Linked DNA regions of Homo sapiens: region 1 is linked to region 2. Evidence: chromatin loops called from intact Hi-C (ENCODE). Cell type or tissue: Calu3. All regions are shown on one strand. Each heading gives the region's core, and the rest is flanking DNA. Links, peaks and the distances in the headings are about the cores only.

What was found. Hi-C counts contacts between places; a loop is a spot of excess contacts. Peaks named below come from ENCODE experiments on the same cell type or tissue, not always from the same donor. Only the 100,000 strongest peaks of a DNase experiment are listed, where the experiment ranks them.
Region 1: it touches region 2 in a loop (8-fold over the local background); 12 of 110 quality-filtered maps call a loop at or near these places.

What each region holds. Positions count from the first base shown.
Region 1 is chr2:212,398,299-212,406,652 of GRCh38, reverse strand. All of the region lies in intron 1 of ERBB4 (erb-b2 receptor tyrosine kinase 4), which reads left to right. Among named protein-coding and RNA genes, the nearest start is that of MIR548F2, 24 kb to the left of the region's middle. In Calu3, for the core only: no CTCF peak of the experiment used is centred there; no DNase peak of the experiment used is centred there.
Region 2 is chr2:212,515,428-212,523,781 of GRCh38, reverse strand. The region is part of intron 1 of ERBB4 (erb-b2 receptor tyrosine kinase 4); the gene reads left to right. Among named protein-coding and RNA genes, the nearest start is that of ERBB4, 19 kb to the left of the region's middle. In Calu3, for the core only: no CTCF peak of the experiment used is centred there; a DNase peak (open chromatin) is centred at 3,261.

The DNA of each region.
Region 1 (8,354 bases), core at 118-8,117, 120 kb after region 2:
TGAGCAACAAAGGCGAATGTTTCATTAATGTACCCGTCCTTTACTCTTCATTCAGTCTGGCTTTTCTGTAATCTTAAATCATTTAGTCCTTATAATGAAAACTAGATAACTATAATATGTGTAATCATCTTTTATCTGCAATTTGTAACAGCACATAAGTAGTAGTAATTTTGCCTCTAATATGGCTTTCAGCCATGTGTGCTGTTCTCATTTTATACCAAGAAATTGGCCATTTCATCATCCCAGACTGAGTGGTCATACTAGTTCTAGATCTGTGGTCATATTATCTGTCCAAAGTGAACCGATTTTTGTAGTCTCCTTTAGACTCTCAAGGAGTTCTTCTTTGTATTTCGATGTACTAGGACATAAGGTATCACTGCTGGCAGGTATTTGGAGGCACACATGTCTTAAACTTAGCCTATAGTCACAGGTACACAGGTACAACGTGCATGAAACTTCTCAGGCTCCTATTGGTGATGGTAGTAGTGCTGAATATAAAATTGGCCATACTATGGGAATAAAATCAGAAATAGAGACAAAAATTGATCAAATGTATTACTTAGCACTTCATTATTTTTCATGTTGTGAAATGTAGGTTTAGGAGGTTTATTAGTTCACACTGTGTATGGTTTTGGGCTTGTCCCTCGATATTCTTAGGATTCAGTTTTCTTCATGTTTCCTGCATGTGTTGGGCTACAACATTTAGAAAATCATACCCCTATTAAATTAAGTTGTTGAGCAGCGAGAGTGTAGAAGTTCTAGTTGTGCTGTTGATTTACATCAGTGTTGTATTCAAATTCATCAATTTTCTGAAGTACAAAGCCTTGTGTAGTTGAAAGACAACTGAAATTTAAGTTCAGAAACCTGAGATATTTCATCCAACATTATGTACTTACTAAGTGTGGCTGCTCCCTAGGAGCCAGCATACAAAAATAATTGAAGTATGTTCGTAACTTTGAAGATCTAAGGGAAACAGATGTGCATGATTAATTGTGAAAATATATCCTCACCTCTTTCAGATCTTTTATGAAGTGTTATTCTTTCTACTGAGGCCTTTCCAGGCTGTCCTATTTAGAACTGTATTCATCTCCAAATGCACAAAGCTGCCATGAACATTCGTGTGCATGTGTCTTTATGGTAGAATGATTTAAATTCCTCTGAGTATATACCCAGTAATGGGATTGCTGAGTCCAATGGTAGTTCTGCCTTTAGTTCTCTGAGGAATCACTGTACTGCTTTCCACATAGTTGAACTAGTTTACACACCTGCTAACGGTATATAAGTGTTCCCTTTTCTCTGCAACCTCACCGGCCTCTGTTATTTTTACTTTTTAATAACAGCCATTCTGACTGGTGTGAGATGGTATCTCATTGTGGTTTGATTTGCATTTCTCTGATAATAAGTGATATCAAATTTTTTTTCATATGCTTGTTGGCCGCATGTATGTCTTCTTTTGAAAAGTGTCTGTTCATGTCCTTTGCCCAATTTTTAATGGATTTGTTTTTCCCTTGTAAATTTAAGTTCCTTACGGATGCTGGATATTTAACCTTTGTCAGATGCATACTTTGCAAAGACATGGAATCAACCTAAATGCCAATTAATGATAGACTGGATAAAGAAAATGTGGTACATATATACCAAGGAATATTATGCAGCCATAAAAAAGAATGAGATCATGTATTTTGTGGGGACATGGATGGAGCTGGAGGCTATTATACTTAGCAAACTAATGTAGGAACAGAAAGCCAAATACCACATGTTTTCACTTATAAGTGGGAGCTAAATGATGAGAACTCGTGAGCACAAAGAAGGGGAACAAGAGATACTGGGGACTACTTGAGAGTGGAGAGTGGGAGGAGGGAGAGGAGTAGAAAAGATAACTATTAGGTACTGGGCTTAACACCTGGGTGCTGAAATAATCTGTACTGCAAACCTCTGTGACACGAGTTGACTTATGTAACAAACCTTCACATGTACCCCTGAACCTAAAATAAAAGTTAAAAAAATCCCCCTACAACAAATGCACACTTTCCAGCTGTTTGCCCTGCTGATTTTCTTTTACTTGTCATCCTCTAACATGCCATAACTCACATGTTCTGTATTTTACTTTTTAAAAACTTATTATCTGTTTTCCCTTTTACTACTACCAGTGTCATAAGGACAGAGGTTTTTTTCTTGGCACTAGGTGTTGGGCACATAGTCATTGCTCAAAAATATTTGTTGAATCAAAGAACAGATGGATAAATGAGTGAATCAATAATGAGGGACACTGTGGGAACAACGGGAAGAGTGATTACTTCTGCCTGGGGTCCAGGTGGGATTAACAGAATTTGATCTAAGTTTTGAAAAATAAGTAGTTTATTGAGTATTGAAGAAAGAGGAGGAAAAAGGATGACTTGAGAAAGTAATTCTAGTCTTGACTTGGCCATTGACTTGTGGCAAGATTTACTATCTTTGAGCTTCTGCTGGAACTGAGGGTGTATTATAGTTTTCACTTCCACTTTAGGATTCTGCTTTTCTCTCTTCCCTCATGGCTCGTGTGAATAAACTTTGCATCTCAACTAATCAGACTCTAAAACCTGTTATTTAGGGGGTTACTTAAAAATGATGGCTCTTATTAAGTAGTTTGAAGCCATCTGAAACGTTCAGTCTACAATGCCTTTACCTGCCTTCTTAAACTTCAGGAAGATGTCAGGAGCAAGTATCAGAGAAGTTATGGCTAGCAGGCCTGCCTAAAGAAGATGTGAGAGAGAACTCAAGTTAAAATTTGGTTTATTTTATTTTATTGTAGTAAGAACACAACATGAGATGTATCCTCAAGAGGTTTTTAAGTGCATAATACATTATTATTAACTTTAGAATTTATTCATCTTCCATAAATGAAACTTTGTACCTGTCGATTAGCAACTTCCCATTTCCCCAAGCCCCTAGTCCCTGGCAGTCACCATTCTACTCTGTGCTTCTATGAATTTCATTACTTTAGTATCTCATATAAATTGTCCCACGCAGTATTTGTTTTTCTATGACTGGCTTATTTAACTTGGTATAATGTCCTCAATGTTCATTCTTGTCACATATTGCAGGATTTACTTCTTTTTTAAGGTTGAATAATATTCCAGTTTATGTATATGACACATTTTACTTGGCAACGTATATTTAGGTTGTTTTCATATCTTGGATATTGTAAATAGTGCTACAATGAATATGGGAGTACAAATATCTCTCTGAGATTCTGATTATAATTCTTTTGGATTGATATGCAGCAGTGAGACTGCTGGTATGTAGTTCTATTTTTAATTGTTTGAAGAACCTTATACTGCTTTTCGTAGTAGCTGCATTTGCTTTTAAATCGAGAAATCTCCCAAAATTTCCGAGGATCCAAGCAGGACACTTTCATTAAAATATTTACTTTTTGCAGCCAGAGAAATGAAACCTAGGAGAAAAGAAGTACATTTAACAATTTTTTTTGAACTTTCTAAGGCCTTCGCAAAATCTATTTGATCTGTTTTACTAACTACAGTAATAAAAACCAAGTTCACCAATGTTCTGTTTTGAAATTTGAATTTCTTGAGATAATTTAATTATAACTGTTTATAAAATAATTGTTTTACAAAGCCAATAAATGACTAATTAGTAGATATAATTAGTCTTATTTCTGAACTGAATAAACAACAGGTCTTCCAACCCTGACATTTATTTGCATATGGGAAACAATTATAACAAAGTACATATGCTGGTATCACGTAAAAGTTGAATGAAACAAAATATATCATGAAGAAAAACTAATGAGCTGTGTTTCATTAATTATTTTTGGTATGATATTTATTGATAAAACTATATAAAAATGTTTTTATTTCTTTTTGTACAAAATAAAACAAAAATAAGGCTTTAGAGTTTATTAATTTACAAACCCCTGTATTTATACACATGCAGTTGTTTTTTTAATACCACTTATGCAAATTACTGACTTTTAATTGAACATTTTAAGAGATAATTGCAGATTCACATGCAGTTGTAATAAATAATACACAGAAGCCCTTGTACATTTTGCTCAGTTAACACAGTAGTCACATTTTACAAAACTATAGTATAATATTATAATCAAAAAGTTGACATTGACACCATCTACTGGTCTTATTCAGGTTTCTCAAGTTTTCTTTGAACTCGTGTGTGTATAAGTTCTACATGGTTTTATCACCTGGGTAGGCTCTTGTGTTCACCACCACCGTCAGGATACTGAAAGGATCGATTTATTCACCTTTTATAACCACATCCACATTCCTCCAAAGCCCGCCCAATCCCTAACCTGTGGCAATCACTAATCTGTCCTCCATTTCTGAAATTTTATCATATAAAACATTTTATATAAATAGATAATAAAGTATGGAATCTTTGAGATTGACTTTTTTTCACTCAGCATAAAGCCTCTGGAGTTTCATTCCAGGTTATATGTGTAACAACACATTCCTTTTTTATGCTGAGTTTTCTGAAGTGTGTATGCACCACTGTTTATTAAACCATTCACCTGTTAAAGAATATTGGGGCTGATTTCAGTTTCTGACTATTACAAATAAAGTTGCTGTGAACTTTAGTACAAAGGGTTTTGTGTAAATGTAAGTTTTCATAACTGAGGAATAAATGGCCGAGAATACAATTAATAGATTGTATATAAAAATATGAGAAACCTCAAACTATTTTCCAGAGTAGCCATGCTATTTTATATTCCCAGTAGTAATATATGTTTGTTCCAGTCACTCTACATCCCTGTCAGTATTTGGTGTCACTGTTGTTTTATTTTACCCATTCTGATAGGTATGTAATGGCATCCCGAGTTTTCAATAATTATGTTTGTGGCCTTTTAGTTTTACTGAGAGCCTTACTCTATACTCTAAACCACAGTAATAGATTGCCAAGGAGAATAAAAAAAATTATATAATAACGCAATCCATGTACAAAAATAAGATTATAATTTTATCATCATGTTTAATAAACATAATGGTTAATTTCTTCTCTGAAATGAGAACATTTATTATTATAAATACTTCATAAGCTAAGCTTATTTCATTTATTTATTTTGGTGTATGTTCAGTCATTTCTTGGTACACTTGCAAAAACTGTTATACCACATATTGTGCAGATCTGTTTTAGTAGTGTAAATATATTAACAAATATAAAAACTTTTTCAAAGCACTTGTATTTCAAATCAATATGAGCTTTCAAACCAGCTTTTGTAGAGAAGGCATATCTAATCAAAACATTTATTTAGAGGCCAGTCATGAAGTAAGCTAATCTTCTATTTATATTGGGTTTTATCTTTTCATATATATTATCTTACTTGATCTTCACAATAACTCTGTAAGGAAGTCATGGTATTTTACAAATGAAGAAATTCTGACTACATTGCTAGTTAAGTCTCGTTCAAGACTGCAGAGCTAATAATGGCCTAATGGTAAAACTGTGACTGGGATCCATGTCTAATGCTGGATCCATGTGTTCTGACTAGTGAAAGCAGAAATGAATACACAGACATTGGGTAAATAATAAAGTCCATGATTAATTTTTAAGGCTAATGCTTACCGTATGAACACTCTTTTATACCTAACTTAAAATTGGCATTAAGTGCTGTATCGTTATGAACCAAAACATAGCATTCTCTAGCAATTTACTTCAGATTCAGCTAGCATTTATTGAGCTACTAATATGAGAGGTGCTCTTTTAGGTTGTACTATATACATGCAAATATTAATTAATTTTGAGAAGAGTTTGCTAAGAGTTTTAACAAAAAATTGTTGCCCCAGACCCAAGTAGCCAGTTTATCTTTCAAGAGTTATATCTTTTTATTAAAGTTCAGAGACAGAGTGGGTAAATTATTGTTCAAATAATGGTCAGTTGAAAATATCTTGTTCTTACACAGATAATCAGAAAAAGTGGATTTATAAAATTTCATTTCTCTTTGCTCAATATTGCTCTCCTCAATAGCTTCAGTTTCAGAGACCAAATCCCATAGTTTTGTTAATGTATACTAAAATACATAATAAGAAAAATCTATTCAATGTAAAATTTTGATGATCTATCTAAACTATTTGTCTTTGCTGACTAAAAGGGAACTATATAAGATTTTATCAAGAGAACTCTTTTAGGTATCAGGTTAAATTTTAGTGATCACTGATTTGAAGTTATTTGTATTCTATAAAAATAAAGATATGGGGCTCCAAGCCTGGCAGTCTGTCAATCTTGACACCTCCTGTCTTTCACTGTCATGGTCAGTTATTCACTAAGTCCTATTGATTCTTACTAAATGTCTCCCCAGGTCAGCTAGGCCCTAGGTGCTTCACCACCTCCCCATTAGGCCACAGCATAACTGCAGTAGCCTCTTGGCCTGTTCCCTTCCAAATCCTCTTCCCCACTCCAGCAAGAGTGTTTTGAAATGCAAAAGTAATCATGTCCCTTCTCTACTTACAATCTTTCAAAGGTTTCCTATTGTCCTTGGTATAAAGTCCAAACTCTGGCACAGACTGAGGGTTTTGTCATCTTTCTAACCACACATCTTGCCACTTTTCCTTCACTATAACTTCTAGCTTCGCTTTTTCCAGGTTTTCTCATGGCACTTCCCCTTCCTGGTTCACAGTCCTTTCAGCCTGCCTAACATATCATTTGATTTCATTAAAGTTTTTCTCCGCCCCCATAGACTCTCAAAGCACTCTGAACTTTTGTCATGATGTTCATATACTATACTGTGCTCGTTTTTTGTTTGTTTGTTTTTGTTTTTGTTTTTGAGACAGAATCTTGCTCTGTCACCAGGCTGGAGTGCAGTGGCACGATCTCGGCTCACTGCAACCTCCACCTCCTGGATTGAAGTAATTCTCCTGCCTCAGCCTCCTGAGCAGCTGGGACTACAGGCACATGCCACCATGCCAGCAGGCTAATTTTTTTTTTTTTTTTGTATTTTTAGTAGAGACGGGGTTTCACAATGTTGGCCAGGGTGGACTCGAACTCCTGACCTCAGGTGATCCACCCACCTCGACCTCCCAAAGTGCTGGGATTACAGGCATAAGACACCACGCCCAATATATATATATATATATATATATATATATATATATATATGTATATATAAAATATATATCAGGGGAGGCATGACTTATTAATAGCAGCCCTTAGATTGAAGGTGAATAGATTGACAAAATCTGAGTGATCACCATTGTGCAGAATCACATTTCATCATAAACAAATGTTAAAGTAAATAACCCCTTAATACTTTTGTATCAGTTGGACTGTAGAACAATAATAATTAAACCATTTTAATTTCAAGATATGTCTGAAAATATTTGCCTCATATCATTTCTTTCTATAGGTAGGATTGGTAAATAATATAGATCTTAATATAGAATGTTTAGAATGAACAATATGGGCCAGGTGCAGTGGCTCGCACCTATAATCCCAGCACTTTCTGAGGCCAAGGTGGGCAGATCATTTGAGGTCAGAAGTTTGAGATCAGTCTGGCCAACATGGTGAAACCCTGTCTCTACTAAAAATACAAAAATTAGTCAGGCGTGGTGGTGGGCATCTTTAGTCCAGCTAATTGGGAGGCTGAGGTAAGAGAATCGCTTGAACCCAGGAGGCAGAGGTTGCAGTCAGCCAAGATCACGCCACTGCACTCCAACCTGGGCAACAGAGCGAGACTCCGTATCAAAAATAATAATAATAAAATAAATAGAATGAACAATATATTTTCAGACATATCTTGAAATAGAAGTTGTTTTCAGAAAACATATTTTTACACTAATAAATTAATATGCTATCTGCTTTGGTCTTTTAAGCCTTGAAAAATCTTGAATAAGAATCAATGAGTTGGTGTAATCACTTTTTTTTTAAGATGAGATTCCTCATTAAATGCTTTCATGAATTATTGTCATAACTTGATCAAATTGTAGAGGCATGTAAAATTATCCTTCTTTTAAATGCACTGTCTTTTACAAATACAATTGTTTTAGTAACAAAAACATGTAAATGTAATTTAAGTAATTAGCTCTGTCTATAAGCAAATCTAGCAATAAAACATTTAGCTCCATCTTTAAGTCAACATCTCAGCCTGCAGTCTTGCCATTCTTAACTTATTGTGACAATAAAATTTAATTAACATTACAATGATCATGTTGGCATTTTGGATGAGCGTGTTTGTTAGGATGAACTATTGATCTTGTATAGCCATAAAATTTTATTATGTTTTCAGAGAAGTGTGGAAATCTTTAAGTGACATCAGCTTTTCTTATGTTGGATATTTGGTTCAAGCTGTCACTGAATAAAGTTTGGTTTTACTAATACATTTTCCTGATTTTAAAAACCACATATAT
Region 2 (8,354 bases), core at 227-8,226:
GTCCACAATGTTGGGGGTGAGGATTGAGTTCTGTGATTTCTGAGAACTTGTCGTAAGCACACTGTGCCCAAGTATCTTTTCATAGCCTCTAAAAATTAGAGCAGATGAAACCCATCCTTCAAGTCTCTATGGCTAGGATTCCCACCCATCTGCTCCTCATCATCCTACCTGCTCTTCATAGATTAGTAGATTTGTGAAGGATTTTTTTTAATTGTCATTCTTAAATAAACATTTTGCCTTTTTCTTAACAGTCTTCATATTAGATATTCACACTTCTGATCCATTATATTATCACCAATTAATCATTCTCAATTTAAAAAACAATAGAGAATATAAGCATACAAGCTTAAAATATATACACTTTACTTTGCTCTTCAGTTTATGCCAGCAGGTATTTATAACTAAATACTGATTTAACTAAACTGGAAGGAGAAATATATAGGAAGGTGGGAACATAGTTAGGCACAGCAGGAATTTAGAAAACTGGGCCTGCATTTGTGGCTGGGAGATAAAATGTTAAGAAATAACAGCAAAAGAGAAGCACTTTCCTAGGGAAACTGAAAATCAAAAGGAGATAAAAAGACAGATGTACATATGCATGCCTGGCGTAATTACAAATAAAGTAGACCTTTATTAGTCAGCTTTGGAAATATTTTAAGGCCTTTGACATTTCTCTTTTACTACCACTTTTGGATCTACACTATAAACCTTCTAAATAAAATGTTTTGCTTTTTCCATTTGTGGCCATTCTTTTAACATTATTTTTGGTTCCCCTGTATGAAGACTGCATTTCTGTGATGCCTACGTTCTGTTTTAGGCTTTCTGATCTACCACCTCTCCTCACTTTCTACAGTCTATATCCACTTTAATGCCAGGAGGCACCAAGCCCGTTGCTGGTACTTTTATGCATTACGTCTGGTGCCTCCTTAAACCTGCGTGGTAGATGGTATTAATCCTCTGTCATAGATAAAGAAAATGAGACTCAGTTATGTAATTGGACAAATCACACAGCTATTTCTCAACAGAGGCGATATTCTAACAATCAATTTGGCTATTATTGGGTGTATATTAGACTTAGATTTTAATTTACTATTTTTAAGGAGGCAATGAATAAAGGTAATGCACTCAACAAGAAGTAAGTCTATCCAATGCTTCTGTCTGGCTGTGGTCCTCTTCATCTTTTTCTTACTGTCCAGATGCCCTCCCCTGTCTTACCTCTGCGTAGATTATTCTAAGCTCTTACCCCTATACAGAGCTCTAAACCTTCCTGTTTCTACTGCCTGCTCGATATCTCCACTTGGATATGTCACAGCATCTCCGACTCAAGCTATTCAACGTTTTACTTATCGCTTTTCATAATTTAATGTGCTTTTCCTATCTTAATTGTTATAAACTTCTGTACATCACACATTAACTCTTCATTGGTAAAAAGCCAAGAAATCATAATATCTAGTACTTATTAAAGGCCAACTGTATCAGGAAGTGTGCTAGGCACTTCTTATACAATATCTCACCTGACCTTAACAATATGGACACTACCATCCTTATTTTACAAACAAGGAAACAGAAGCTCGGAGAAATTAAATAACTTGCAAATGGCCACACTTGTGCAGGTGGCTGATCAGCAATGCCTAGGCTCCTATTAAATTCACATAGTCTAAATATCAACATTTTATATATGGCGATAAATGAAAACTCCTAAGAAGTATGCTGGCAACATAGATGAATTTCTTAAGTATTTTAGGTCATTGACAGTGATTTTGCTTGATACTCATAATAATTCTAAATAACCAGGAATATTTGTGAATATATCAAATATGGAAATGGGATCAAGTATATTAACAATAGGTGCCACTCTTCTAACTTAACATTGTGGTTTCATTATATTTATAATAACTCAAATAGAGTAACCATTGCAGTAACTTTTTGGAATTGATCATGCGAAGTAAAACTTTGCAAGGAGTAAAATAGAGGAATCTGAGAATTTAAATAGTGCAGGTTTGAGTCCACCATGTGAGTATAGGTGAATTACTTAATCTTTTTAAGCTTCAATCATCCCATCTAAAAAGGGAATTGAATATTAATGTTAACCTCATAGTTGTGAAGGTTAAATGAAATGCATGTAAATGCATATAAAATAGCATCAGGTACATAGTAAGTGCCCAATAAATGTTAATTATATTTTGTATGCTATAGTAGTAGTAGGAGAGAACTAGGGCAGTTAAAGGCAAAATAGAAACATCATAAATTTAAAGTTAGAAAACGTTAAATATGAGAAGAGCATGAACTTTCTCTTTTTCATAATTTGAACTTGACTTTTGTGTGTCCTATGAATATAAACAGGTGATACAATAATGGTTTATAGAATTATTGTACACATGGACTGTCATGAGAACTTTAAGTAGACTATTTGAGGAAGAATTTGGCTCTCTCTGAAGGGCAGTTTTCTCAAATCCTTTTTTTCTTCATATTCTGTTTTTATAGTTTTGGTATTAAAAAAAGAGCTTAGAGAGACAGTTTTGTTCCAAAGATTTATGTTTACCTGGCAAACTCAAATCCTCTGTCCTTTCATCCTTATTGTTTTTTAAAGTGCCTTCAAGAGAAAATGGTTTTTAATCAAATTCATGAGATAACTTTTTATGTTACATTTTATAGGCATTTAAACTTCAATATAGGACACAACTAAAACAATGTATGACTGAATGTATTTTTGGAAAAATTTCTGCATGCTAGAGCAGAATCATCCACATCTATACACAAACACTGACAGAATTTGTCACATAGAAGATAATCTGTAAATTGTTGTGATTATTAAGTGCTTTCCCTATATTACAGTTTTTCACATTTATTAAGGAATCAGGTAAAGGCTATGCATGACATCATAAACTTCACAGAGCTATGCCAGTGGTGTCCACTTGCTAATTAACATTGATGTGCCACAAAACCGTACATGCTTAAAAAAGATATTAGTAATGGCAAGGGCGATTTCTGCTCTTCTACAGTTGAGTGCTTGCTTTTTTGCAACAACCTCAAACTCCCTACAGTCCGTGGGTTAGAATTTCTAAAAAGTTATTTCTCCTATCAACCAATGTGGAAACTTTTTCAAGGATGCTGTGAATTCTTCATTTTTGCAAAAGATAAGAACAAATTTAACAATGAAAGCTATTTTTTTAGACTGAGAGATAGGTAGAAATTTTGTATACAAGCTCCACCACATGTCATTATCTTATTCAGCTGACAGGTGGTGCTCCAGAACAATATGGGCAGTGGGGATGTGTGATTAGATTTCCATCAGTTTCTGGGACAAACCATGAGCTATACCTTTAAGATAAAAACCTTTTAATGTAGTAGTTGAATTACCGAAATTTTTATGTGCAAGAATAGTAACCCAATAAAATAATTTTTACATGCAAATAACCTTATACATTTTAAATGTGTTTTAGATGCAGGCATTGAACTAGACTGGGATGAAGTTTTCATGTAGTTTCAACTCAACTTTTTACTTTACTGCAAAGCAATAAATTGGAGTATTAAACTATAATTAAAATCAATACAACTGATTTTCCTCCATCCGTTGTATTATTTAGCATTATTATGACATTCTGTTTAACCAATGATTGATCATAAATAGAAGACAGAAGTGTTAACAACATATTTTAAGACAAATATGTTTAAATTATATTTTTCCAATTAAGGTATCCTGATATATGTTTCTTTTGTTTTTGGTTGATAAATAATAATTGTCCATATTTATGGGATACAGAGTGATTTTTCAGTACCTGCATATGTTGTATAATAATTAAATTAGAATAATTAACCTATCCATCAACTCAAACATTTATCATTTTCTTGAATTGTGAATACTCAAAATTTTCTCTTAACTTTTTGAAAATATACAATAAATTACTAAACATATTTACTCTGCATTGCTACAGAACACTAGAACTTTATTCCTATCTAGCTATAATTTTGTATTCTTTAACCAACCTCTCTCTATATTCCCCTGTGCCTTATTCTTCCCAGCCTCCAATAACCAAAATTCTACTCTCCACTATTATGAGCTCATTTTTTTAGCTCCTTGTATTTACCTTTCTGTGCCTAAGTTATTTCTCTTAACGTAATGTCCGACAGATTCACCCAGGTTGCCCCAAATGAAACAATTTCATTATTTTCTTAATGGCTGAATAGTCATCTACATTAGGTATTTATCCTAATGCTATCCCTCCTCTAGCCCCCCGCCCCCTGATATGCCCTGGTGTGTGATGTTCCCCTCCCTGTGTTCATGACTAACAGCCATTTTATTTATCCTTTATCATTTTGTGCAGTAGCTTTAATATTACCCAGACCACTGTAGCCATCAATACATTCTTGAAAAAGAATATGATGATTTGTAATTTTTCCAGGAAGATAATTGGGAAATTGTATATATTGCTTGATTAAATTTTAGTGTATTTATATTACATAAAACCTGTAACTCAAAGTTGAATCATGTCTCTCACTTTTCTAATGGTATTAAGATTTTTTTTAAGCATTCAAATTAAATAGAATTTGTTGTACTTTTAAGAAACAATTCAGGGATGACTGAGATCTATACTACATTCTTATTTCTGAGAAGGCTAGTAAGCCTCTCTGGATTTATTTGTGCTTTGAGAAAAAGAGTGTAGAAACGCAGTTTAGGTTTTGTAAGTTTTTCATTTTTCCCAGTCAGAAGTCTTGATTAGAACACCAGTGCCTGTGATTCTGGGTACACACAGGATGGCATTAGTAATAGTCCCATATAACATTTTTTCAGGGGAGATGATATAACAGCTGTCCTTTTTGCCTGTGATCCCTATTTGGAGTAGTCTCAGGACTGTGAAAAAAATCTTCTCTAGGATTATTGCCTGACATGCAACTATTCAGGTCCCCAGACCTGACATTTACTCCCTGCCCTACTTTCTCCCTGGAATCACTGTTTGTCCAGAAGGAGTTAGATATTGGATGGAGATACTGTGTTAGCAGATATTATCTCAACACAGTACTTATTCCTCCCCTCCCGTTCCTGTATTTTAACTCTAAACAAGTGCATTTAACAACTTGGGCTGTCTGTTTTCTAAACTCTTTGGAAATTATTAAGTATAAGTAGATTGTCAAGATTGATCTTCGCAAAAAAAGATCACATTTTTTTCTAATAGGGGCTTGTGGTACCATAAATGGTTAATTTTTACACAAATATTTGATTCTTAGTGGTTTCATGCATCATGGCAATTCTGTTAGTACCTTTTGCTATGCTATATAGTTTTTACAAGTATGCAAATGTTGAAGGATATTTAATAACCCTGACGTTATTAAATGTTCAGTTATCTCCCAAGGTTTTTAAATGGGTCTTGGGAAATTTTGAGATTAAATCATATAATTTGTAACTGAGACATAATATTCATTCTTGAATATAATTTGCAGTGACGGCTTTATGAAGGAAGAACTAATTACTCTCATGATTGAGATCAGAGACAATTATTAGAATTATGTTTTCTAAGGTTATTTTTCTATGTACAAACTATGTCCCTTGAAAACTGCAAGCTGACGTGTGCTTATTGTGCTTATCTAGAAAATCAGTTCCTTATCAATTAGCTTATAGTGTTTTAGACTGATTTATGGTCAAATTAAATAGATCTATTGACATTTTCATCAGAAACTATAAATTAAATATGTATCTTGTAGTTGAGAACAATGAAAACTAGGTGGCCTTAACAAGTGATATTAATAACACTTTGGAGTTTTCTAAGTTTTCCTATATTAGAATAATGTATTTTTACAGGTTGAAAATCAGCACAGCTCTACTCTGAAGGATTGTTTTGTGTTTTATTTCATACAGTGTACAGCATTTAATTCTTATAATAACAAGGTTGCTCACTTTGCCAGCAGGAGGCCCCTCAAAGCAAGATGATGCCTCTCATTTGGCAGATTTCTGTATAAATAAATAACACTCCACACATTCCTTTCAGATACCCAAGTAAGTGAGATAATGCTATATAACTTTTTTCATTAAAAAATAGCTGTATTATGTCAGTGACCTGTAATCAATAGCACTGCAAGGAGAAGCGACAGCCTCATTCACCTTGCATCCATGCAGAAATAACTGAACTCTATTTCCATGGCTGGAAGGAGAAGAAGAAAGAAGAGAATGAAAGAAAAGAGCAACCTTGGAATGCAGTCACTCTCATGCTAACAAGGGGGAGTTTCAACTGACTATTTTTACTACATTGAACTTACCACTCAACACATTGCAAATAACCCTTGTACTCTAAGTATTGGGATAATCATTGATAATAATGGTGTGGTGGGAATATAGTAAACAGTCTTTTGCCATGTCCCTTAATTCTATATAATTTTCTATTAATGTTTCATCAGTTGCCCAAATATTGTACTGAAAAGGTTTTACTGATTGAATATAAAGATGCAGTCATTACAAATACCATTTCTGGGCAAGAATGCAATGTATGTTTAAACTTCTGTAATTCAGGATAAGACAATATCATCTACTTCACATTGCTGTCTACTCTTTCTGACACAGGCCATGAATTGTAAACATGGAAATGTTGTATAAAGAAAGGAAGAATAAGAAATATGCTGTTGAGCAAACCAAAGTTAAGGCCTTTAAATTCTTTCTCAATGAAAATTTCAAAATGTTTGTTAATTTCGAATTTCATCTGTAATTCACAAACTCTTATTTTATTCTAAGACTTTGAACAGATGTTGTGGAGAGAATATAGAAAACTTTTGCAGTGATTGTGGGCCTGAAATTAAAGCCTTTACTAAGAGTTATCTCACTTTGAAATTTGTGGAAGTCGTGCAAACATAGTTCAATGGAATTCAGTTCATTCTGCATAGACATTCAACACATTCTGCCTAGACATTCATTTCTTCAATACCTCACAGGCCTTGCATAGCAGTGAAATCAGACAGCCTGATGTACAAAGACAAAGACCAAGAATATTTGGCCCTAGCTCCTTAATTCAATGATTTGAATCTATATGGGACGTCAAGAGTATAGAGTTTAATACATTCACTATTCACAAAACAACATCAGCAGCAACTCTTTAAATATCCACAACATCTGGGTGATTTTAAACATAAACACATATAAATTCAACACACTCTAATGAGGTTGCAGATTATTTTCTCACTGTGTTAAATACATTTTAACGTTAGCTCTGTTTCTAATATATATGAGACATGGGACTGTTTGCTGGAAGAGCTCTTATATGATCATCTTTTCCAGTTATTTTACAGAAAATAAGTGTAAGATTTAGAGATGTTATTTGCCTAAGAATAGGTTGCCAGTCAGTGGCAGAGACTGGAACTCATGTTGTCTGACATTTTTCTACTGCCCAAAGAATTACTCCATACAAATGGAGGAGAAATAATAGATCACTTTAGAGTTCTTATACTGGATTTATTTTGTACATTTAATAGGTAACTTTTATGTTATTATTAAAATAATATATTTCAGAAATATTGAGAAATACATATAGCAAAAATGAAGAAAATATTATTTGTAATCTTATCACTTAGAAATAATCACTACTATTAGTACTTTGTACTAATAACATTTTGCACATGTTTGTAAATACTTTCTTGATGTGCACATGAGTGTATGTGTCTGTGTGTGTGTCTATAGTACTACTTACAAAATGATATGCTTTCTATTATGTTTAATAACCAGGTTTTGTACTTATTTTATACCCCAAATTTTAATTTCTGAAATTCTTATTTGGACCAACACATTTAGTGATACAATTTTTAGAATTATTATATGAAATCAGTTTACTTATTCACTTCCTTTAATGTTGTCCTTTATGCTTTTATTGTTTTATTTTTCATTTTTAATTACTCTTTTATGTTTAAGAAGCTGGAGATAACTCTTTTGAGTTACATCTTTACAGGTAATTATGATTTCCTCAGAATAAATATTTGCAAGGTCAAAAATTAAGAATTTAAGCTTTTGGTATTTAATGGTTCATTACCCTGAAGAAAGTTTGCGTAAATTTACTTTGCTGCTACCCATTTAACAATTGATTTCAAAATTTTTTTTGTTTTTTTAAAATTTAAGTTTTCTTAGGTGAATACAAATATCAATGAATAATTTGAATATCAATATACTAGTGAACCTTTTCTTTATTTTTTATCTTCATATAGAGATATGTGAAATATAAATGTTATTTCCTGGATATAGTAGTCTTAAGAATTATATATACTGAGGGTTATCTTTAATTTAATTGATTTTAAAATATCTGTTTTATAGTATTGTTTTATATGATAGCATGAATTCTGAGATTCTATTAAAACATTTATATTTCCTAAGTTTATTATAT